Regions from separate parts of the Homo sapiens genome. Here region 2 is linked to region 1. Evidence: chromatin loops called from intact Hi-C (ENCODE). Cell type or tissue: Caco-2. All regions are shown on one strand. Links, peaks and the distances in the headings refer to the core of each region. The heading gives the core; the rest is flanking DNA.

Region 1 (12,408 bases), core at 4,664-8,663:
TATTAATGGCTTATTCCTACTTGACTGTAAGTCTCATGAGGGCAATGTATTGTGTTGTTTTGTTTTTCCCTTGCTCTTATTTTCAGTGTCTAGCACAATGCTTGCCTTGTAATACACCCTCCATTTATTGAATAAATGAGTCTAGGTTTTTCTCCAGGTCTCTAGCTTCTCCTGACACAATTAATTGCATAATTGCTCTTTTCCTTCTTGATTTAAAAAGCAACACTATCATTTACAAAACTCCAATAGATACTTAGGTACATTTCTGAATTCTAATCCATTGAGTGTGCTGTCTTTTCTTGCTTTGATACTGTACAGCTTTAATTATGATAGCTTTATACAACTTAAAGTATATTTGGGAGGCCAGCTTTAAGCACTCTTAAATATATTATACCACAGTTTGGGAAGCTCTATAATCTCCTTTATTAAACTTTTTGCTATACCTTTGGAAACATTCATTTAACTTAACAATTAAACACTTAATCCATTCTGAAAGTCAGCCTGCAAAGCAGAAATGATTTTTGGGGTGTTATTTGGTGTAAAGAGTTTTTTTTTTTTTAGGATATCATACTTAATTCTGGCATGACCTCTTTAGTGTCTTTTAAAAAACTCTCATTTTATAACTTTGGGCATTTCTAGAAAAGCAACATTTTTCTCACAGTTTTCTAATGCAAAATACACAGAGGGGTAGGTGGCAGAAAAGGTATCGAGATGATTGTGTTGGCACCCCACTGATGTCGAAGCAGATAGTGGAAAAGACATTACTTAAAAGTGTTTTGCAGATTTCGGGTTAAATTAAAAATATGACAATTTTAATTTAATTTAATTAAAAATATGACAATTCTCAGGCCGGGTGTGGTGGCTCACGCCTATAATCCCAGCACTTTGGGAGGCCAAGGCGGGCGGATTGCCTGAGGTCAGGAGTTTGAGACCAGTCTGGCCAACATGGTGAAACCCCATCTCTACTAAAAATACAAAAAAATTAGCTGGGCCTGTAATCCCAGCTACTTGGGAGGCTGAGGCAGGAGACTTGCTTAACCAGGGAGGTGGAGGTTGCAGTGAGCCAAGATCATGCCACTGCACTACAGCTGGGTGACAAAGCAAGACTCCGTCTCAAAAAAAAAAAAAAAAAAAAGGTGTTATGCAGATTTCAGTTTAGCCACCTTGATCCTCCCACCTTGTGCATGACACGTTACCTTCCTGTGGCATGCAGTATTTGACTGATTCATTGGATGTGACTTGCATTAAGTTCAGATAACATTGCTGAATAATCACTTTCTTATTCTTTAGTGTAGCCTCCTTTCTCTGTAGAACATCAGAAATTCTTAAACTCTGAAATACAGCATTCTCTTGGGATTTTCTGTAATGTCTTTCTCATGTAGGAACCAACTTCAGGGTCTTGTGAGCATCAGAGAAGTTTAAGGTCTAGGGAACTGAGCTAATGGAACAAGGCATGCCTAATGTGATAAAATCCTTGCTTTCTTTGCAATTGAAATTGTTTATTCTAAATAACTGCTAATTTACAAATGTATTTTCACATGATTACCCATTCTGTTCTCAAAGAGCATAATAGGGGTTTTGTGACTTTCAGACTTTCCTGAAAAAGCCTAACCGTGGATTTTAGAATTATTAAGCTAGAAAAATACACACATACACACACAGGTTTGTTTGGGACCCTTAGTCTCCACCCTGGAATTAAGTGACACTGAAAATAACTCTGGAATAAAAGGTTTTTATGTAGCAGAATAGTTGACTTACAGGGGTTCTTCCCTTTGCACATTTTCTCTGGGTAGAAAATGAGCTTGTTTTTCTTTTAGTTGTATTACAATTTTTTTTTTCCTCAATGCTAGTCTTAACTGAGAGATTTTTAGGCAGTTAACTCTCCCAGCACAGCAATAAGCAGCTTATTAGTAGATATTATCTCTTGTTGATTTGTTACCCTTGAGATTTACTGTGCTTGCAAAACACCTGTCTGTATTTGAGCTTTGCTAGGTAGTTGGCTTTTGTGTTTGACTGAAGATTTTTTCCAAAGAAAGCAAATAGCTATTAGGAAAAGAAAGAGTCAGCAAATTTCTGTATGCTTTCATGGAAGAGATTTCCCAATTAGAAAGCTTTTGTAGGCTTAACCTTTTGCCCTAAAGTAACCCAACATTTCATTATGTATTCCATTGAGGTTTTGGAGCTCGGCACCAGAAAGCGAGGACCAAGGTTGAATGTGAAAGGAATATTCAGAGGATGAAGCTCATAGTCAACAAAGTGCTGCTTCATAGGCTAGGTCCAAAAATAACCTGCTTGCCATAGGGAGCAAGAATGGAGGTAGCATTAGCTGCTGTTTTGAGCAGTGTTTCATGTCCTGTCATGTCATTCCAGAATGGTTTTTTGGTTTTGTTTAGAGACAGGGTCTTGCTCTGTTGACCAGGCCAGAGTGCAGTGTGGTGTGATTGTAGCTCACAGTCACCTCAAACTCCTGGGCTCAAGTGATCCTCCCATCTCAGTTTCCTGAATAGCTAGGACTACAGACACACACCATTGCACTTGGCTAGTGGTTTTATTTTTAGTATAGACAGTGTCTCGGTTTGTTGCCTAGGCTGGTCTCAAACTCCTGGCCTGAAGCAGTTATCCTACCTTGGCCTTCCAAAGCACTGGAATTATAGGCATGAGCAGCCACACCTGGTCTCATTCCAGAATAATTAAAATTATGTTTAAGGCAGCCGGGTGCAGTGGCTCATGCCTGTAATCTCAGTACTTTGGGAGGCCGAGGCGGGTGGATCATGAGGTCAGGAGTTCAAGACCAGCCTGGCCAATATGGTGAAACCCCGTCTCTACTAAAAATACAAAATAAAAATACAAAAATTAGCCGGGTATGGTAATTAGCGGGTGCCTGTAATCCCAGCTACTTGGGAGTCTGAGGCAGAGAATTGCTTGAACCCGGGAGGTGGAGGTTGCAGTGAGCCAAGATCGCGCCACTGCACTGCAGCCTGGGTGACAGAGTGAGACTCCATCTCGAAAAAAAAAAAATTGTGTTTAAGGCAATATCATTTAAAATTTTATTTTGGGAGAATGTTGCCTTGGTAAATTGGTAAATAACAGTTGTTCTGAAAGGTTTCGGAAGAATGCCTTTCTGCTAAATTGAAGAAATTAACATAATTTACTCTTCTGTAAATAGGGGGATGGTCTGCATTGTGCTCATTTAATCATTGGAGTTCAAATTAATGATTTGCTGGGGTCCTGTGGTGAATCTTGAGTGATTAAGAGGGAGAACTCAGTCCTTGGTTCAGAAAAGTTAGCATTGGAATGGATCCTCAACAGGCCCTGAAGGTAGGAAGTGTTCTGATTTAGAGAGCTCTTCCAAGGCTTGTGATGGAACCCTGCAACGGTAAGTTTTACGAGTATCAGTAACTGGCCGGGTGCAGTGGCTCACACCTGTAATCCCAGCACTTTGGGAGGCTGTGGTGGGTGGATCACCTAAGATCAGGAGTTGGAGACCAGCCTGGCCAACATGGTGAAACCCCGTCTCTACTAAATATGCAAAAATTAGCCAGCCATGGTGGCAGGCGCCTGTAATCCCAGCTACTAGAGAGGCTGAGGCAGGAGAATTGCTTGAACCCAGGAGGTGGAGGTTGCAGTGAGCCGAGATCGTGCATTGCACTCCAGCCTGGGCAACAAGAGCAAAAAACTGTCTCAAAAAAAAAAAAAAAAAAAAAAAAAAGCCAGGCTTGGTGGCTCACGCCTATAATCCCAGCACTTTGGGAGCCAATGTGGGCAGATCATAAGGTCAGGAGATCGAGACCATCTTGGCTAACACTGTGAAACCCCATCTCTACTAAAAATAAAAAAAAAATTAGCCAGGTGTGGTGGCGGGCACCTGTAGTCCCAGCTCCTTGGGAGGCTGAAGCAGGAGAATGGCGTGAACCTGGGAGGCGGAGCTTGCAGTGAGCCGAGATCGTGCCACTGCACTCCAGCCTGGGCAGCAGAGCTGAGATTCCTCAAAAAAAAAAAAAAAGAAAAAAAAATAATCAATAACATAGAATGTGGATATACATAGCACATAGATACGTATAGCAAGTCAGGAAGTTTGCCTAGAAGGAATAAATTAACTCTTGTTACTTGGTGAGATCATGGAAGGGAATGTAATTTGTTTTAGGTGGTGGTAATTGTGAGTTTGAGGCTGGCCCAGGAAATGAGTTGTCAGATATGCTGTCATCCTCATTAATGGTTCAGCTTATTTCTCAGGTTTATAGTTGTATGAGGAGATGCTATGCCTACCCCATTTAGGGAACTATTAGGTTCAAAATCATAAAAGCTAAAGAAGAGTGAAATACAGTGAAAAGTATCCTGTTCACACATACCCCATGATCATCCAGATTTCCCTTCCCAGGGGCAGTTGATATTATCTGTGTCTTATATGTCTTGAGATAGTTTATGTGTATAGAAGTAAATGTAAATATCTACTACTTATTTCCTCTTTTAACACAAATTATAGTAAATAATATACAATAGTCTGCATCTTACTTTTTTCACTCTCGTATCTAATGTTAAAAAAGCTACGTGGTATTCCAATGAAAGGATGTATTATATATATTTTTTAGATATTTCATTTGAGTTGTTTTTTTTTTTTGTTTTGAGACGGAGTCTCTCTCTGTCACCCAGGCTGGAGTGCAATGGCGCGATCTTGACTCACTGCAACCTCCACCTCCCTGGTTCAAGCAATTTCCCTGCCTCAGTCCCCTCAGTAGCTGGGATTACAGGCTCATGCCACCACACCTGGCTAATTTTTTTTTGTATTTTTAGTAGAGACAGGGTTTCACCATGTTGGCTAGACTGGTCCCAAACTCCTGACCTCAGGGAATCCTCCTGCCTGGGCCTCCCAAAGTGCTGGGATTACAGGCGTGAGCCACCACGCCTGGCCTTGAGTTGTTTCTAAGCTGTTGCTAATAAAACAATGCTAGAGGATTTAAAAAAATATGTTAGGGTTTTATATTGACAAGTAAATATTGTCATAATAGAAACTTGCTATACTTATAATAATAATACATCTATAGAACATGTTCATAAATGTCTATTTGAGCCTTCCTGTAAGGTAAGTACAACATTTTATCACTTCATAACTAGTAAAGTGGCAGAAGTAGAGGTAGAACCAAGGTCTTCTGACTCCTATTTGAGTATCTGTCTACTTTACCCAAAATACATATACTGTTGTGGGGCTGTAGGGAAGTGGGGGTGGGAAAATAAGAGGAAGTAGACCTAGGTGGGGCAAGCTTGAGATAGGGATGTATCTGTCATTCTAGAAATTGGGATCCTGTTTGCTAGGAGTAAGTGGAACTGGACATCAGCCTGTTACAGGGACATAAAGGCACTTAGGCACTGGCAGAGCACTATGGTTTGATTGCCATCTTGGAGTACAGTAGTATGGTAAGCCAAAGAGTGGTAGTTCTGGAGAAGCTGGGGACTGTCAGAGCTCCCTAGAATAGACTGAGAGTGAAACAGCATTCACGATTTGCTAAGGAGGCTGGGCTACTAGGAAGGATAAGGTAGGAGCCCAGGAGTTCAGGGCTGCAGTGAATTATGATTGTGCCACTGCATTCTAGCCTTGGCAACAGAGCAAGACCCTGTCTCTTAAAAATATTGGTCAAGACCATAAAACAAGAACATAGGCCATAGTGAAAACATAAAATTTTCTTAGCAGCTGTGGTAGCAAACATGTTAATGGTAAGGAGATAACTGTAATGTTAGTCAATTTTGGCTTAAGACTGAGGACTGAGAAACAGCCTTCTTCCTCCGGAGGAGCAGTTAAGTCATCTTACAACTGGGAGTAGAGAGACAAGGACGTGTGAAGCTGATTCATGCTTTCATTATATAGTTAATACTATTTGGAAACCTGTGTGTAGGTCTGGTCAATAGACTTCCATCTTAATTGCTGTATGCTAAGTGCCTCCTATGTTCTGTATACTTCATATAATTCTTGCTAGCCTTCAACAGCTTTTTACAAAGTAACTATTGTTTTACCTAATTTCTATTGAGAAAAATGAGCTTCACTTAGGTAACTTGTCCAAAGTTCTTTACCTTGTAAGTGGTAGAGCTGAGATTTATAAGTAGGTCTATATGACTCCAGGGCTCTTGTTCTTTCCACGATACCAGGTATTAGGCATCAAAATTGGACAGTAGAATTCTAATCACAGCTGTACATAACCAGAAAGTATGAGTATGGATGAGTGTTAGCATGTAACCAGACAACTTGTCTGTTATGGATGATTTGGGCTGAAAGAGTAGAAGGAATGCTAAGGAAAATGAGCATTGGAGATGTTGAGAGCTCGCAAACTCATGATGAATGTGTATATAATTTAAGTAATGCACTTGCTGTGCATATGTAGAGCCTTAAGATAAAATTTCCAATGCTCCCTTCCCTCATTAGGTTTTTCTTTCTAAAGTCCTTCTATATTGAGATTATATAGCTGCCACTAAAGACTGTAGCTGGTAGTAGCCAGGACCTGGAACTTTTTGGCAAGAGGGTGTTATCTGGAGGATCCAAGTATACTGAGATCAACATAATCATGAATTCTTCTCCCACTGTAAAGTTTGAGGAGGTAAGAATCTCCTTGACTTAGCAAATTTGGGCTTATAAATGCTAGGTCCAACTAGACTTTACTGGCCTCAATCCCTTAGCATTATCCTGCAAAATACTGATGTATACTTTTTGGATAATACCTTTGATCTACTTTCAGCCACCATTGTAGGGAATTGTTAGTATGAGAGGTTGACATTTTGGTTAAATAATCACTTGGAAACTGTGACTCAGCATTAGTCACTGGCTTTCTGCTGGGTTACATTCTCTTGTCTCTTGCCTTAATTGTGGTAAGCCTCAGCCATTTGATTACACAACTACCAAAGAGGATGACCTTAGTGATAACCCATTCACATTTTCAGATAGTAAAAATATTAGGGACAAAATCTTTCATATGTATTAGCGAGTGGTATGGGTTCGCCTCTGGAGAAATGTTAGCACATTTTCCAGGTTTGCCCGATGATATTAAAAGATGAATAGCTATCTTAGTGAAAATAGCTGTTTACACTTTTAGTTAGTAGTTTTTAAAAGTGGAAATGTAACAATATGCTTTTTGGACACAGTCATGTTATTTTATTTTTATTTTTATTTTTATTTTTTTTGAGACGGAGTTTTGCTCTTGTGCAGGCTGGAGTGCCGTGGCATGATCTGGGCTCACTGCAATTTCTGCCTCCCTGGTTCAAGCGATTCTCCTACCTCAGCCTCGCTGGTAGCTGGGATTACAGGCACATGCCACCAGGCCTGGCTAATTTTTGTATTTTTTGTGGAGATGGGGTTTTGCCATGTTGGCCAGGCTGGTCTCGAACTCCTGACCTCTGGTGATCTGCCCACCTTGGCCTCCCAAAGTGCTGGGATTACAGGTGTGAGCCACCACGCCTGGCTGTGGATATAGTCATTTTAGTATTTGAGATTAAATATTAAACCTCATTTGGCGAACTTTAAAACCATCAGTGATTTGAGTTAATTCTACCTGTTTTACCTTATTTTTCACCAGTGTGTGTTTCCTCACTGCCTCATTATATTGCCACATTTAATCTTTCATTAAAACAAACAAACAAACACAACTCTTGGCTGGGTGTGGTGGCTCACACCTGTAATCCCGGTACTTTGGAAGGCTGAGGTGGGAGGATTCCTTGAGTTCTAGACCAGCCTGGTCAACATAGGGAGATTCTCTCTCTCCTGAAAAAAAAAAAAAAAAAAAAAAATTAACCAAGCATGGTGGCACACATCTGTAGTCCCAGCTACTCAATAGGCAAAGTGAGAGGATTGCTTGAGCCTGGGAGGTTGAGGCTGCAGTGAACATGATCAAACCACTGCATTCCAGCCTGGAGGACAGAGCGAGACCCTGTCTTACAAAACAAAACAACAACTCTTGGAATTTCTCTTTTCCCCTCCCTTCTTCTTCCCCTTCTTCCTTCTATTTATCCTTCTGTTTCATCTACAAATATTTGAGTGTCACTGTGTTCTAGGCACTGTGCCAGACATTGGGATTCGTTGGTAAGCAAGAGAGAGAGGCATGGCCTCTGTCCTTATGAGCTTGCAGTTTATCCTAGTGTTACTTATCTAGTCTGCCCTGCCTTCAAGGTTCAGTGGAAGCCCGATCTTCATGTAGTCCTTTGACTTCTTTGGCCCTTGCAAACCTATCCCTTTGACCTATGCTACTTTAAATCTGATTCATACAATTTAGCATTTATTGATATAATTTCTTATACTGTGGGCTAATTGTTTAAATATCTTGTTTTACTGGCTAGAGTATAGTTCCTTAAGGACAGAGACTGTCATGTTATTTTTTTTTTTTTTGCAATACTGAGCCCAAAGGTTTTGATTTCAGTCTGCCCTGCTGAATGTTGAAGTTACTAGTAGCTCTTGGGACTTAGAAGTAGTGATGAGATAATGCCTTGCTTTTTAGTTTATTTTCTATTTTGTTTTATTTTATGTTTCTTTTTTGAAATGGTATTGGGCTGGCCGCAGTGGCTCACGCTTGTAATCTCAGCACTTTGGGAGGCCGACGTGGGTGGATCACCTGGCCAACATGGTGAAACCCCGTCTCTACTAAAAAGACAAAAAGTTAGCCAGGTGTGGTGGCGGGGGCCTGTAATCCCAGCTACTAGGGAGGCTGAGACAGGAGAATTGCTCGAACCCGGGAGGCGGAGGTTGTGGTGAGCTGAGATCGCACCATTGTACTCCAGTGTGGGCAACACGAGTGAAACTTCGTCACAAAAAAAAAAAAAAAAAGAAAAAGGGCCGGGCGCAGTGGCTCACACCTGTAACCCCAGCACTTTGGAAGGCAGAGGCGGGTGGATCACCTGAGGTCAGGAGTTCGAGACCAGCCTGGCCAACATGGCGAAACCCTGTCTCTACTAAAAATACAAAAATTAGCTCGTGTGATGGCGGGCGCCTGTCATCCCAACTACTGAGGAGGCTGAGGCAGGAGAATCTCTTGAACCCAGGAGATGGAGGTTGCAGTGAGCCGAGATCGTGCCATTGCACTCCAGCCTGGGCGACAAGAGTGAAACTCTGTCTCAAAAAAGAAAAAAAAAAAAAGGTATTGTTCAGTCATCCAGGCTGGAGTAAAGTGGCACAATCATGGCTCACTGCAGCCTTGAATTACTGGGCTCAAGTGATCTTCTTATCTTAGCTTCCTGAGTAGCTGGGATTACAGGCAGTAGCGACCATGCCTGGTAGATTATCCCTTTAAAAAAATTCCTTCTAGTTGTTTGCCTAATATTTGTTATCTGCTTCTGTTAATCTGTGCTAAAAATGAGTGGAAATGACCTTACTGATTCACTATTTGCATTTATATTGTTTTCTAGTGAAGGGGTTGTATTTGAGGTTACCATTGCATAGCTTCTCATCTAGTTCTCCTTGTGACATTATAATGAGGGATGCATTTCATGACTAAGGAATAGAGCTAAGCTAATGTTGATCTCTTAGTAGCATGTTGTAATCTTTTGGGCTTAAATGCCCTATCACTATGCCTTAGTTCATGAAGTGTTAAAAGTAACTCACCTAAAATGGGAAGCGGAGAATGTAATAACTTAAAGATCAAAATCGAATTTCTCATAAAGATTTTTAGAAATAGAAAATAATCTTTTAATGGGCCAACATTATTTACATTTTATGATGTTAGAGATCAAAACTCTTCCTGAGTAGTAAATGAATGTGGCGACTTAAATGTGAAGGAGGGAGGCTGTGTGATTGACTTAAATGTTTTTCTGAATGTGCTAAAAGCTCTGAGGTAATGGCAAACTTCAATATTGGAAATAGAAGGGATATATTCTTTATTAAGAAGGAGAATAGAGGGTACTGGGGGAAGGAAATGCTCTTTTGCCTACACTTAAAAATTAAGAAGGTAAGTATATGAAATTGAAGGGGTAAAAGACCACAGAGCAGGAGACAAGGAAACCGTTATTTCCCTCTGAAATAATTCTAGATGGTGATTTGAACAAACCAGTTGCTAAAAAACTTATATGATAATTGGGGCAGTTTGAACATTGACTGGGTATCTGATGTTAAGGAATTATTCTCTTCAGATGGGGCAGTAGTATGGTGGTCATATTGCAGACAAAAAGTACTTACCTTTTAGAAATATATACTGAAATACATATGGATGACGGAATGTGTCTGAGATTTGCTGGGGGAAAGGAAGAAGTGGTCAGCAGTATAGATAAAATGGCCATGTATTTATTTATAACTGTCTAAGCTGGCTGATGGGTACAAGAGGCACATTGTATTATTTCTTTCTACTTATATATATGTTTGAAAATTTCCATAAAATAACAACAACAAACCCCCCCCCCCCCAAAAAAAAATCTTAACAACTACCAGAACTGGCAGAATTGTCAAGCCTACCCCTTTATCTTCTTTCTCTCTAATTTTAGATGGGCAAGTAAAGCCATAGATTCATGCTGATGTTTCCAAATGGGAATGCAGTTTAGATTTCCATCCCCTTAAGTTTCAATCTATCTGTAGTGCAGCATCACTGAGAGAACAAGCCCTGCTATTTTCCCAGCAGTGTGGTAAGTTACAACAGGGTAGGAGTCATACTACCCATCTTTAAGGCTCTTCCTCCTTATAGGTGAAGAAATAAGATTTAAAAAGCAAAACATAATTAGAGAATAGGAAAATGTGGTTTAAAATTATATGTCATATTTTATAGTTCTGGCCAAACATAAGAAATTCTAGAGAAAGGAAAGAACATTTTGGGTTAGGAATAACCAAAGGCTTTTCTTTTGAAACAGGGTCTCACTCTGTCACCCAGTTTGGAGTGCAGTGGTGCATTTATGGCTCACTGTGGCCTCAACCGCTTGGGCTCGCTGCAGCCTCAGCCTCCTGGGCTCAGCTGCCTGAGTAGCTGGGACTACAGGCATGCGCCACCTGTCCAGCTAATTTTTGTATTACTTTAGAGATAGGGTCTCGCTATATTGCCCAGGCTGGTTTCAAACTCCTGGGCTCAAGTGACCCTCCTACTTTGGCCTCGCAAAGTGCTAGGTTTACAGGCATGAGCCATCATGCCAGACCACAAAGACATTTTTTATTAGGCCAGTGGATGTTCGGATCATCTTTAAACAACATTGAAAGTTGAATTGCTGACAGTAATATGGGGATAGCATTCCAGGGAGAGAAAATACTATGTTTGGTGGAGAATAGATGAATTTGGATTGGGGAACAGAAGATATTTTTGATGGGTAGGATGGGGTCATTTCATAAAGGACATGAATTTTTAGTTGAGACATTTGGGCTTGATCTTATAGACCTTAAGGAGCCATTTTTGGGGTGTGGGGAACCATTTTTGACCCTTAAGCTACCTAAGTATTTATTAATTTGGTTTGATGATAATATTGTGTATTCTTAGTTGCAGGCTTTTGCATAGAGAGTATAACTTGACTTTGTAGCCTTTACATTCTTTTTAACATAAATTTGTTATTTCCACAGTGTTCCAAAAGTTATTCAGGGACCAGAATTAATATTTATTTTTTACAAATTATTTATTTATTTATTTTTGAGACAGGGTCTTGTTCTGTTGCCCAGGCTGGAGTGCAGTGGCGCGATCTCGGCTCACTGCAGCCTCCGCCTCCCGGGTTGAAGCGATTCTGCCTCAACCTCCCCAGTAGCTTGGACTACAGGTGCCTGTCACCATGCCCAGCTAATTTTTGTATTTTTAGTAGAGATGGGGTTTCACCATGTTGGCCTGGCTGGTTTCGAACTCCTGACCTCAAGTGATCCTCCCGCCTTGGCCTCTCAAAGTGCTGGGATTACAGGCATGAGCCACCGTGCCTGGCCACATTTTGATATTTTTAATCAACTTTATTGAGGCATAATTTACATTCAATAAGATTGAACCATTTTAAGTTTACAATTTGAATTTTGACAAATATACACACCCATTTAATAACCATACAATCAAGATACAGAACAATTCAGTCTCGCAGAAAGTTACAGTAGCACTGTTTGCATTCATTCTCATCCTCCTCCACTTCCAGAAAACCACTGATTTGCTGTCACCATAGGTTAGTTTTGCTTTTTCTGGAATTTCATATAAATGGCCTCATCTAGGATGTACTCTTCTTTCATCAGCATTCTTTAAGATTCATTTATTGTTGTTTGTATCAGAGTTTGTTGTTTTTTATTGCTGAGTGGTAATCTGAGTAGTGTTACATTGTATGGATGTAACAAGATTTGTTTATTCATTCACCTATTGATGAACATTTGGATTGTGTCTGGTTTTCTTGCTTTTATGAATAAGGCTGTTATGAACTTCATGTACAGCTTTGCGTAGATGTATGTTTTCATTTCTCTTAGGTAAATACCTTACAGTGGAATGGCTGGGTCATATGGTTGGTAGG
Region 2 (12,408 bases), core at 3,428-7,427, 260 kb after region 1:
GTGTCCTCCTGCTGTTATCATAGTATGCCCTGTGCTCCCAGGAGGAGGCTGAGGTATGTCCTGGGGACAGAAACAACAAGCTTAGGGTTATTTGGGCACTCCCTTGTCTCCTGTCTGAGAGCGTGCAGGGTGGAGTCATGCTATCTTGCTGTGTGATGACAAGTAGCTGACAATGCAGGGGCACAATAAAAACCCCCGAATGGCCCACATCTGAGGAGCGAGGGTTTGGTGAGCTGCTGGTTCTGAGATAATGGATTGGTGATATGGGAACAAAAGACCTAGGACCTGGAATCATAAGATCACAGGGCATTAGGGTTGGAGGGAACAACCTTGTCTCTCAGCCCTAATTCCTTTGATATCATTTAAGGAATGATCTTAACTCTAGGCTAACAGCCCTCGAGCTCAGGCACACCATTTGTTTGTTCATCATTGTATTTGCAGGATGTGGTAGCTAGCCCTCACAATGGTGGCTGATGTGTGATCAATAGGCTATGTCATGGTATTTCACTTCTAAGTCTAGATCATAAAGGGCATTGTGGCACCTACCTTGATTTCTCTTGGATCACTCATTCTGAGGGAAGATAGCTGCCATGTTGGGAGGACGTGCAAGCAGCCCTGTGAAGAGGTCAACACAGGGGGGAACTGAAGCCCCTTCCAAACAGCTAGCACCAACTTGCCAGCCATGTAAAGTGATTCACCTTGGAAACAGATCCTCCAGCCTCAGCCAAGCCTTCAGATGCAACCTCATGACAGACTCTGAACCAGAAACACACAGCCAAGCTGCTGACCCACAGACTTTGTGAGAGATCATAAACATTTACTGTTGTTCTAAGACACTGTTTTAGGGTGCTTTGTTGTACAACAATAGCTTACTGAAAATACAGAGAGCCTAGCACAGTGCCTGCATGTGGTCATCACTCAATGGTTGAGCGAGTGAATCTTGCTTAGTATTGAACACTCCCACTGACAGCTAACTGTACCATCTCTCAAAACAATTCATTCTATCTTTGGGCAATTCTGTTAAAGATTATTAGAATTAAATTGGATCTTTCTCAATACAGCTTCCACATCTTGGTCTTATTTTTACTGCTCTTTCAAAAATCATTAAACTGGAATCTTTCTTAACATAGCTTCTACACTTTGATCTTACTTTTTTTCTCTTTCGAACCATAGAATAATTATTCCTTTATACATGCATTCTACGTACAGGAAATCTTCCCACAGACTCATTCATGGAACCCCAAACCATATGGAGAAAATTGAGCCAGAGATGTGTTATACTTCACAGCTGCCTTGGGTTGAAGAATCTTGGCTGGTTTCTGAAAGGGCAGAAGTCTTGTCTATGTTTATTCTTGAACAGTCAGTGCCTAGCATGATGACTAGAACTTAGTAGGTATTCAATAAATATTTGTTGACTGAATGAATTTAATAAATCTTTTTGTCTTGCTGAGTTGTATGAGATATATATATATTTTTATATTTATATGTATTTATATCTATATTTATATATAAATATATATATATCTCATACAACTCAGCAAGACAAAAAGATTTAAATATTTAATATATTTAAATATTTAATATATTTAATATATTTATATTATTTAAAATTATATTATTTAAAATATTTAATATATTTATATTAAATCCCAAAGTGCTGGGATTACAGGCGTGAGCCACTGCGCCCGGCGTGGATCCTCTCATTTTCTTATCTTTGTTCTTACTTCAATCTCTACATGCTCTCCCTTTCTGAACTATTTCTTTACTCTCTATTCAGTTTTTATTTCTACTATCTTTTTTTTAATTTCTAAGAGTTTTTGTTATTGTTATTCTGTGAAGGTCTTTTTATACTATCCTGTTCTTGTTTAATCAATGTAATCTTTTCATTCTCTGATGTTATTAATGGCATTTTTCAATGTTCTTCTTTCTGTATATTCTCAGTTTTCTCTAACTTCCTTTTTAAATATTTGTTTGTTTTGGGTCTCTATCTTTCATGTTAGAATCTTTCCTCAAATGACTGGTAATCCTTGGTTGCTTAAGTTTAAGAGTGGGAGATTTGGGCTGGGAGCGGTGGCTCACGCCTGTAATCCCAGCACTTTGGGAGGCCAAGGTGGGTGGATCACGAGGTCAGGAGATCGAGACCATCCTGGCTAACATGGTGAAACTCTGTCTCTACTAAATATGCAAAAAATTAGCCAGGCGTGGTGGCAGGTGCCTGTAGTCCCAGTTACTCAGGAGGCTGAGGCAGGAGAATGGCGTGAACCCGGGAGGCAGAGCTTGCAGTGAGCCGAGATCGCACCACTGCACTCCAGCCTGGGTGACAGAGCGAGACTCTGTCTCAAAAAGAAAAAAGAAAAGAATGGGAGATTTTAAAGGTGATTTGAAGCTCCAATACGTGCGTAGTACTTATTGACTATGAATGTCACTGCAGGGTGATCCACTGAGATGTTTAGCTGGGGAACCCCATTGTGAAAATCTTTGGGTCTTACCTCTTGAGCTGGACATATTCCCCTAAGAAATGTCTTTCACTCTTCTGCCTGGAGGGTAAAGGCCTGAATACAGTGTCCCTGGGGCCAAGTGGAAGAAGCAGGAGGGTGATTCAGCATTTCAGAGGGTATACTTTGATTTAATCCTCTTGCTAGTACAGGTCTCCTGCCCTCAACTCTGCCTGACGTTCAAGAGAATAAACTTCCAGTCTTCTACTAAGGTGAGACAGGGAAGCTAAAGCTCTAACTGCTCCTTAAATAGTTTCAACCAATCTTTCATGTTTTATGACAGCCTCCTCCGTCACCTCTACTTTCAGTAGAAACTGGTGTCCCAATTCAGGACAGTCATATATGGCTGTGCAAGCTGTGCACTGTATCATTCTGAGGCCACCTCCCTCACAGGGTAGACATGACAGATTTGTATATTTATCATGTCAAATTTCTGGCAGACGGCTGTAGAGTGTCTTGAGAAAGGGGAGGCTGTTTCTATTGCACACACAGGTGCAGCGTGGGCTGGCAGGAGCCCTACTATCATCTCTTCGCCTTTTGAGAATCCAGCGGTGTAAGTCAGGCTGGAACTCATCTTTTCTCACTGCCAGCTCATGACCAGCATTCCCAAGGCCGGCTAAATCAGTCACAACTGGTCCATTTGCTTTCTAACATCCAAAATTGTGCTGTGGTCTTTTCTTCCTTTTCCCGATCCCGTCTCTTTTTTTTTTTTTTTTTTTTTTGTTTTTTGAGACAGGGTCTCACTCTGTCGCCCAGGCTGGAGTTCAGTGGCACAATCAGGGCTCACGGCAGCTTCTACCTCCCAGGCTCAAGTGATCCTCACACCTCAGCCCCCTGAGTAGCTGGAACTACAGGTCTGCCATGCCTGGCTGATTTTTTGTATTTTTTCAGTAGAGACAGGGTTTCGCCATGTTGCCCAGGCTAGTCTCAAACTCCTGGACTCAAGCGATCTGCCCACCTTGGCCTCCCAAAGTGCTAGGATTACAGGCATAAGCCACAGTGCCTGGCTACATCTTTTCCCAAACATTTCTTCATTATAGTTTCAGGAGGATTTCAGGAAAAAAAAGTGAAATTAGATGCATGCATTCAATCTTCAATGTTTGTCTGGAAGTCTATACAAGTAGCATTGACAGAAGATTGCTGAAAGCTTTATGGTACATTCATTCCTTTGGAGTCTAAGCCATTGGTTCCAACCTCCCCAGGAAGTCTCCAGTGTTATGGAAAAGGGTTTGTGAACAGGAATGTACTTGGACAGAAAATGTTCTTCCCTTCAAAAATGTATCTTAAGGCCAGGTGAGGTGGCTCACGCCTGTAATCCCAGCACTTTGGGAGGCCGAGGCAGGCGATTGCCTGAGGTCAGGAGTTGGCGACCAGCCTGGCCAACATGGCGAAACTCTGTCTCTACTAAAAATACAAAATTAGCTGGGCTTGGTGGCTTGTGCCTGTATCCCAGCTACTTAAGAGGCTGAGGCAGGAGAATTGTTTGAACCTGGGAGGTGGAGGTTGCAGTAAGCCGAGATTGTGCCACTGCACTCTTGCCTGGGTGACAGAGCAAGACTCCGTCTCAAAAATAAATAAATAAATACACAAATAATAAGAAAAAAATTATCTTAAGAAAATGATCATGGAATGCATGCATTTAGCTATGTGGATGTTCATCACAGTGTTGTTTATAATAAAAAATTAAAACAAGCCAGGCACGGTGGCTCATGCCTGTAATTCCAGGACTTTGGGAGGCTGCGGTGGGCGGGTCACTTGAGGTCAGTAGTTCAAGAGCCTGGCAAACATGGTGAAACCCTGTCTCGCGTGTGACAGTCTCTACTAAAAATACAAAAATTAGCCAGGCATGGTGGTTCATGCCTGTAGTCCCAGCTATTCAGGAAGCTGAATCAGGAGAATGGCTTGAACCTCAGGAGGTGAAGGCTGCAGTGAGCCAAGATTGCACCACTGCACTCCAGCCTTGGTGACGGAATGAGACTCCATTTCAAGAAAAAATAAAAAATAAAAATAAAAGAAAGAAGGAAAAAAAATATGTAATTGACTGAATCCCTCTCTTCGCGGGTTTTCACGAAACCCAAAACCAATGGTGAAGATCTGGCAACCTTGTCATCTGTTAGTGCTTCTATGATTGTGCTCTTCATCGGGTCATGATTTTCTGCGATTATTTCTATTTTCCCCATCCTGTGGTCCTCTCTGCAAGCCCCTCTCTTTTATTACCATTTCAATTTTCATTTTCTGTAGCCTCAAATCTTTGGTGATGAAGAGGAGTACATATAAACAAAACCCAAACAAATAATAATGAAAATCTTTATCTGGAGTTGGCACACCATCACTATGTTGACTCAGAATGTGTTCGGTACATTTTGTGGCACTCAAGTCCACGTCACTGGTCCCACCCAGCTGTTGCACCACCGGCAGGCATTTTTGACACAAACATCTAGCAGTGGGGCATTTCTCGACCTGATGGATCATGGTCTGCGCAGGGTAAACAGGTTGTAGTGGCAAGCCTGAGGACCCGAGGACCTGCTGTCCTGGCTATCACTCAGAACTGGTTCTGCCTATGCAGGAGACAGGAGAAGAGGGAAACTGAGGGGGTTATGTTCGTGCTGAGACAAGGCATGGTGGGACAAGGAACGAGAGGTGATGACTTGGCAGCTGTGCCTCGGCTTGGCTGTTCTTTCCCTGGCTGGCCTTGAGTTACTGTTCTTGTACCCAGATCAGTTAACACATGGACCTGGTACCCCTATATTCCATCAGGCCTCTTTCTCCCAAATCCTAAACCCCCTGGGGTAAGGGGAAGAGCACCTGGCTTTTTACTTAGGACGGTGTTTTCTCCCAGTAGTTAAGTGTTGAGGCTCTTTGTGGTATGGGTCTGGTCTTAGGAGCAAAGTCCTCTCTTTGCTCCCAAGCAGGAGACAGTGTACTGAGCATGGACTTTGGAGTTAGATAGACCTGGAATTGGCCCAGGGCAAGACCTTGGGCAAGAATCTCTCTGAACTCCAGTTTCTCTGTAAATAAAATGAGGATAACAATTCCTACCTTAGAGTATTGACTTGAGCGTTACAGATAAGAAAGGTAAATACTGGGCACAAGGTAGGTCCATAGAGAGCTCATTGTCATTAAATCTTTTCAAACCCAACTGGGCCAGATTCTGGAAGGCAGAGAGCCTTGTGGGCGTGCCCAGGCTGCTTCCCACCCCAACGCGCTAGCCACACTGAGCCCTGCATCATTTCCCCAACCCACTAGATGAGGGTTTGTGTCTTATTCTCTCCAAGATGTGGCAGGGTGCCTGGCACACAATATGTGTCCCACCTCTCTGAGTCCCAACCAGGTTGGCCTCAGTGCCAATTGCTGCCTTCATCAGCTTTAGAGATGTGCGATGCATCATTGATCTCTCTTCTGAACCCGCCATGCCTCACACTTCTGTCAGCCCTGGTCATAGCCCAAAACATAAGGCTCTCTAGCAAGGTCACGGCCTCCCACCCCACTCTTCTTCCTGCATTGTTCTTTGCTTATTCTCTCTATCCAACATCCCGAGAACTATTCCCTCCCAGTTTTCCCACTGCCTCTGGAACACACTCCTCTGCATCTTCAGCCTTCCTAGGTGCCTCCTTCCACTTCCTGTCCTCAACTGGGCTTGGCCTTGGCTCAGGCTGCCCTGCTCCCTGGCTTCCCCTCGGTCCTCCTGCATGGAGGCTGCTGACTCTCAGGTGGGGATGCTGTTCTTTCCATATCAAGTTTGCTGACTTGTTCTTATATTTTTTTTCTGTGATTCCATCAGTTTGAGGAAATGGTATTAAAATCTCCTACCAAATTTGTCAAGTTCTCTTTGGGACTCAGTGGCTTTTTGCTTTACGTATTTTGAGACTATGTTGTCAGGTTCAGAATTGTTTTATCTTCCCAGTGAATTTATTCTTCTTCTTCTTTTTTCTTTTTTTTTGAGACAGAGTCTTATTCTGTCACCCAGGCTGGAGTGCAGTGGTGCGATCTCAGTTCACTGCAACCTCTGCCTCCCCGGTTCAAATGATTTTCCTGCCTCAGCCTCCTGAGTAGCTGGGACTACAGGCATGCACCACCACACCCGGATAATTTTTTGTATTTTTAGTAGAGACAGGGTTTCACCACTTTGGTCAGGCTGGTCTCAAACTCCTGACCTTGTGATCCATCCCCCTGCCCCGGCCTCCCAAAGCGCTGGGATTACAGGTGTGAGCCACCACGCCCAGCCAAATTTCTTCTTTGATCATTAAATAATGATCTGCTTTATCCCTATCAATCCTATCTATCCCTATCAATCCAAATAAGCAAAGCTTATTTGTTCTGATGTTACATTGCATACCTGCTTTCTTTTGATTACTATTGGTCTGGTATGTCTTCTTAAATTCCTTCCCTGGCTCCACTTTTTAACCTTTCTCTGACATTATATTTTAGGTATGCCTCTTATAAATTGCAAATAAGTAGAGTTTTTATAAAATCCAATCTGAAAACAACAACAATAGTAAACTGATGTAGCACCTACTGTGTCAAGCATGTTTGTGTGCTTTTTAACCTACAGTAATAAAGCATTATTTCCCACAAGCCCTATGAGGCAAGTATTATCATTATTCCCCTTTTACAGAGTTTGAGGCTGGGTGCAGTGGCTCATGCCTGTAATCCCAGCACTTTGGGAGGCCAAGGCGGGAGGATCACTTGAGCTCAGGAGTCTGAGACCAGCCTAGGCAATATAGTGAGACCCAATCGCTACAAAAAATTTAAAAATTAGCTTGGCAGGGTGGCACATGTCTGTGTTCCCAGGGACTCAGGAGACTGAGGTGAGAGGATCGCGTGGGCCCAGGAGGTGGAGGCTGCAGTAAGTTGTGATTGGTGATTGCACCACTGCACCCAGCCTGAGTGACAGAGTGAGACTCTGTCTCAAAAAAAAAAACGAAAGAAAGAAAACAAAAGAAAGAAATGGAATCACAGAGAAGTTAATTTGCCAAAGGTCACAGAACCAATAAGTGGCAGGACTTCGACCCAGCGGACTAGTCCCAGAGACAATGCCTTGTGGGCTCACTTAATCTATTTAATTTGATAGTGATTACTGTTTTATTTATGTCATATTATTTTGTATTTTCATTTTACTATGATATTTCTTTGCTTCTTGTATCTTCCTGCTTGCTTCTCTGTTGGTTTTGTGTTCCTTTAAAGACTAATTTCACACCTTTTAAAAAATTCAGTTAAAAAGTTCAAACTGCACATAAAGAGTCAAACAGAGCCAGGTGTGGTGACTTATGTCTGTAACCCCAGCACTTTGGGAGGTCGAGACAGGGGGATCACTTGAGGCCAGGGGTTTGAGAGCAGCCCGGGCTACATAGCAAGGCTTCATCTCTCCAAAAAATTGTTTTTTAAAAAAGAGTCAAACAGATCTACAAGTTAGTTTAAAATAGCAGCAGTATCTCAACCCCCACCTCTATTTTTCACTCTACAAAAACAACTACTGTCAACTGTTTTTTTGTTTCGTTTTGTTTTGTTTTTTTTTGAGACAGAGTCTCACTCTGTCACCCAGCCTGGAGTGCAGTGGTACAATCTTAGCTCACTGCAACCTCTGCCTCTCAGGTTCAAGCGATTCTTCTGCCTCAGCCTCCCATGTAGCTAGGATTACAGGCATGTGCCACCATGCCCGGCTAATTTTTGTATTTTAAGTAGAGACAGGGTTTTACCATGTTGGCCAGGTTGGTCTCGAACTCCTGACCTCAGGTGATCCACCCTCCTCGGCCTCCCAAAGTGCTAGGATTATAGGCCACCGTGCCCGTCTGACATTGCCTCTTTAGAAAGAAGTGCAGTTCATCTTCACTGATGAGGGAGCTTTTCTTCATAGAATAACATCAGCTGAAATATATAAAAGAAATAGTAGAATTAGAACATTCTCATTCTGCAACTCTTCTAATGTAATAATTAATTCAGGCAAAAATCTTGAATGTATGCTATGTTCATCAGGTTGCCAAGGTATTTTAAGATGCCAAAGTATCCCAATTCTGTTACTTGTTAATTACAAAGGGAAATAACCTATCTTTCCAACCAAGAGGTCTGCTAGTGACCACCTCACGAAGTGAAAAAACTAAGGATTGCTATTAGTGGGACAAGTAGCCATTGTGTACCTCCTGATATGACATCATGTGAACTTCTCACTTCACCTTTAAGTATTCTTAGCCAGGCACAGTGGCACATGCTTGAAATCCCAGCACTTTGGGAGGCTGAGGCAGGGGGATCGCTTGAGGCCAGGATTTCAAGACCAGCCTGAGCAACATGTCAAGACCCCCACCTCTACAAAAAATTAAAAAGTTAGCCAGGTGTGGTGGTCATGCCTGTAGCCCCAGCTACTTAGGAGGCTGAGGTGGGAGGATCACTTGAGCCCAGGAGTTTGAGGCTGCAGTGAGCTATGATCACACCACTGCACTCCAGCTGGATGACAGAGCAAGACCCTGTCTCAAAAAACAAAACAAAACAAAAAACACCGAAAAAACCCCACAGTAAATTAGAAGAAAGCTGCATAAATTAGAAGAAGCTGATGTGAAATCCTGAGTCCATGGTTCAATTTAGGAGGGACCATCTGGAGAGCAGGGAACCCCCAAAAGTCAGTTTCTTTAGGCCTATTTCCTTGGGCCAGCCAAATTTCTCAGGGAGAATGTTGTTCCATTTTCAATATGGGGAAAGATGGTGAACTGAGGAGTCTTTTAAAAAAATTTATTTTTGAGATGGGGTCTCATTCTGTCGCCCAGGCTAGAGAGCAGTAGCATGATCATGGCTCACTGCGGTCTCTAACTCGTGGGCTCAAGTAATCCTTCTGCCTCAGCCTCCTGAGTAGCTAGGACCACAGGTGCCACCATACCTGGCTAATTTTTGTATTCTTTGCAGAGACTGGGTCTCGCTACATTGCCCAGGCTGGTATCGAACTCCTGGGCTCAAGCGATCCTCCTGCCTTGCCTTCTCAAAGTGTTGGGATTACAGGCATGAGCCACTGTGCCCAGCCTCAAAATTTAATGTATAAAGTTTTCCTTAATTTTTCTTAGCACAAAAACCCTGGCCCCCAACAATACCTAGTTTTCTCCAGGCCGGAGTCCCACTCTTTTACCCTTTTCAGAGAGAATAAGCATCTGGTTTTCTGCTGCTTTGGGGGTACCCAGCCAAGTAGAGTTGAAGAGAACAGCTGCTTCTCAAACAGACTCTCGACCAACTGCCATATTTCTAGTCCCACTGCCACCCACTCTTCCAGAAGAATGTTGACACTAATGTCAGAGCATTTGGAGAGTTTAGTAGTGAAAATCAGGGGCCTTCTTGGCTTTCTCCACTGCTGCTTCAAAATTCATGTCAGGTGTGCCTGTCACCACCGTTTGATCATTTGGAAGCTTTCCAGCTTCCCAAATGTTGTTATTTTTGTCTCCTTTTCTATTTTCCCTTTGGGTTTATGCATTTTGTAAAAAGTGCACTTCAATGCCACGTTATTGAGATTTCAGAGAACAGCAGAGGCTAATGCATGCAATTAATCCACCGTCCGTTACTAGAAGTCAATCGGATGCTCTTTAGTCTCTCTTCCCCATATACTAGTTTAAAAGTTATCCATTCTTTCTATTCGTTTTATGGGTTATCCTTAAAATTTTAATATTCTTGTCTGACCTAACAAAGTCTATAGATAATCAATATCCCTATCTTCCTCCCGAATAATGCAAAGGCTGCTGAATGCTTTCACTTTGATCTCTCCTTTCCCATTTCCAGGTTGCTTCGGTCTGATATTTTAGTTCCTCATTACTTTTAACACCTCCTCCAAAGTAGTCCCTTCATCAATAGATGTTTTTGAGCCCTCCCTACCATGTGATAAGCACTGGTCTAGGCACTGGGAGTACAGTAGGAAATGAGATAAACTTGGCCAGGTGTAGGGTGGCTTACACCTGTAATCCCAACACTTTTGAGGCCGAGGCGGGCAGCTCGCTTGAGCCCATGAGTTCGAGACCAGCCTGGGAAACATAGCGAGACCCCCGTCCCTACAAAAAAATATAAAAATTAGCTGGGCATGGTGGTGTATGCCTGTGGTCCTAGCTACTCAGAAGACTGAGGTGGGAGGATCATCTGAGCCCAGGGTGGTCGAGGCTGCAGTGATTACACCACTGCACTCCATCCTGGGCAACGGTGAGACCCTGTCTCAAAAAACAAACAAACAAACAAGCAAACAAAACCCCCACAAACTAAACTATGTGTAAATACATTTTTGTTAGGTAGAACTATATGAAATTGCCACTATTTGACCAATTTTTAGTGAAAACTAGTCTCATAAGTGTGTGTGTGTGTATTTTCACTAATGTTTTTTGGATTTACCTAAACGTTTACTAATTTCATTGCTCCCCATGTCTCCTTCTATCCTATTCCTTTTTTCTGGGTTCTGTTTCCTTTTCAGATTTTTAGTAGTTCTTTTCAGTGAGGATCTGTGAGTGGTAAACTCTCTTTCTCTGAAATTAACTTCTTCCTCTCAAATAATAGTTCACCTGAGTATAAGTCTTGGTTGGCCATTAATTTCCTTTCAGTCTTTAGAAGGTACATTGATGATAAATCAGTTGCCGGTTTAATCATGCTTCGTGTGTAGATCATTAGTCTTTCTCTTTGGTTGATTTTAAGATATCCATTGCCTTCAGTGTTCTGCAGATTCCTGCGATGTGTCCTCATTTGGTTGTGTGTTAATTTTTCCTACCAAGACTCAGGATGCTTCCTGTACCTGAGGATTCCGGTCACATCTTGCTTCAATGTTTGAAATTTCTCAGCCATCATCTTTTGAATATTGCCTCTTCCACAGTCCCTGTGTTCTCTTCGTGGAAATCCTACAGGCATATATTGGACCTCCCATTCTGTCCTCCATGTCTCTTACCGTCTATTCATACCCTCCTTTTTATATTTAATTTTTTTGAGACAGAGTTTTGCTCTGTGGCCCAGGACGGAGTGCAATTGCATGATCTTGGCTCACGGCAAACTCTGCCTCCCAGGTTCAAGCTATTCTCCTGCCTCAGTCTCCCAAGTAGCTGGGATTACAGGCATGCACCACCACGCCCGGCTAATTTTTGTATTTTTAGTAGAGACGGGGTTTCACCATATTGGCCAGGCTGGTCTGAAACTCCTGACCTCAGGTGATCCACCCACCTCGGCCTCCCAAAGTGCTGGGATTATAGGCATGAGCCACCATGCCTGGCCAATATCACCCGCCTCGGCCTCCCAAAGTGCTGGGATTACAGGCATGAGCCACCGTGCCTGGTCAATATCCTCCTTTTTATTTCTGTGATTCTTTCTGTGTGATTTTCTCAGATCTACCTTCTAGCTTACTAATTCTCTCTCCAACTGTAGCTAAATGTGTTTTATATTATAATGACTATATTTTTTTCACTTATAGATGTTCTATTTAATTCTCTTTCTTTTTGACAAATAGAACTTATTTCAAAACAAACAAAAGGCCAGGCATGGTGGTTCATGCCTGTAATCCCAGTGCTTTGGGAGGCTGAGGCAGGAGGATTGCTTGAGCCCAGGAGTTCAAGGCCAGCCTGGGCAACATAGTGAGATCCTTTCTCTACCAAAAAAATAAAAAATCAGCTGGGTGTTGTGGGACACTCCTGTAGTCCCAGAAACTACAGATTCTTGGGAGGCAGAGGCTGGAGGATTGCTTGAGGCAGAGGCTGGAGGATTGCTTGAGCCTGGGAGGTTGAGGCTGCAGTGAACTGTGATCATGCCACTGCACTCTAGCCTGGGTGACAAAGTGAGATCCTGTCTCAAAAACAAATAAACAAACAAGCAAAGAAACAAAAAAATGCTTACACAGGTTACTACTTTCTTGCTGGGATAGTTTTAACACTGCGTTAAGCATAAACACCTTTCTTTCTGAAATGTATTTGAGATGTATATT

The links. Peaks named below come from ENCODE experiments on the same cell type or tissue, not always from the same donor. Only the 100,000 strongest peaks of a DNase experiment are listed, where the experiment ranks them.
Region 2: it touches region 1 in a loop (8-fold over the local background); 1 of 110 quality-filtered maps calls a loop at or near these places.

What each region holds. Positions count from the first base shown.
Region 1 is chr11:117,067,142-117,079,549 of GRCh38, reverse strand. All of the region lies in intron 1 of SIK3 (SIK family kinase 3), which reads left to right. It overlaps LOC124902763 (a long non-coding RNA gene), which reads left to right. Exons shown (of 2, transcript XR_007062899.1): 2 at 1-3,157. Among named protein-coding and RNA genes, the nearest start is that of SIK3, 25 kb to the left of the region's middle. In Caco-2, for the core only: no CTCF peak of the experiment used is centred there; DNase peaks (open chromatin) are centred at 6,821 and 8,059.
Region 2 is chr11:116,801,561-116,813,968 of GRCh38, reverse strand. It overlaps LNC-RHL1 (lncRNA regulator of hepatic lineages 1), which reads left to right. Exons shown (of 2, transcript XR_007062898.1): 1 at 1-53; 2 at 516-1,060. Among named protein-coding and RNA genes, the nearest start is that of LNC-RHL1, 6.4 kb to the left of the region's middle. In Caco-2, for the core only: no CTCF peak of the experiment used is centred there; DNase peaks (open chromatin) are centred at 4,928 and 5,458; H3K4me3 peaks cover 321 bases.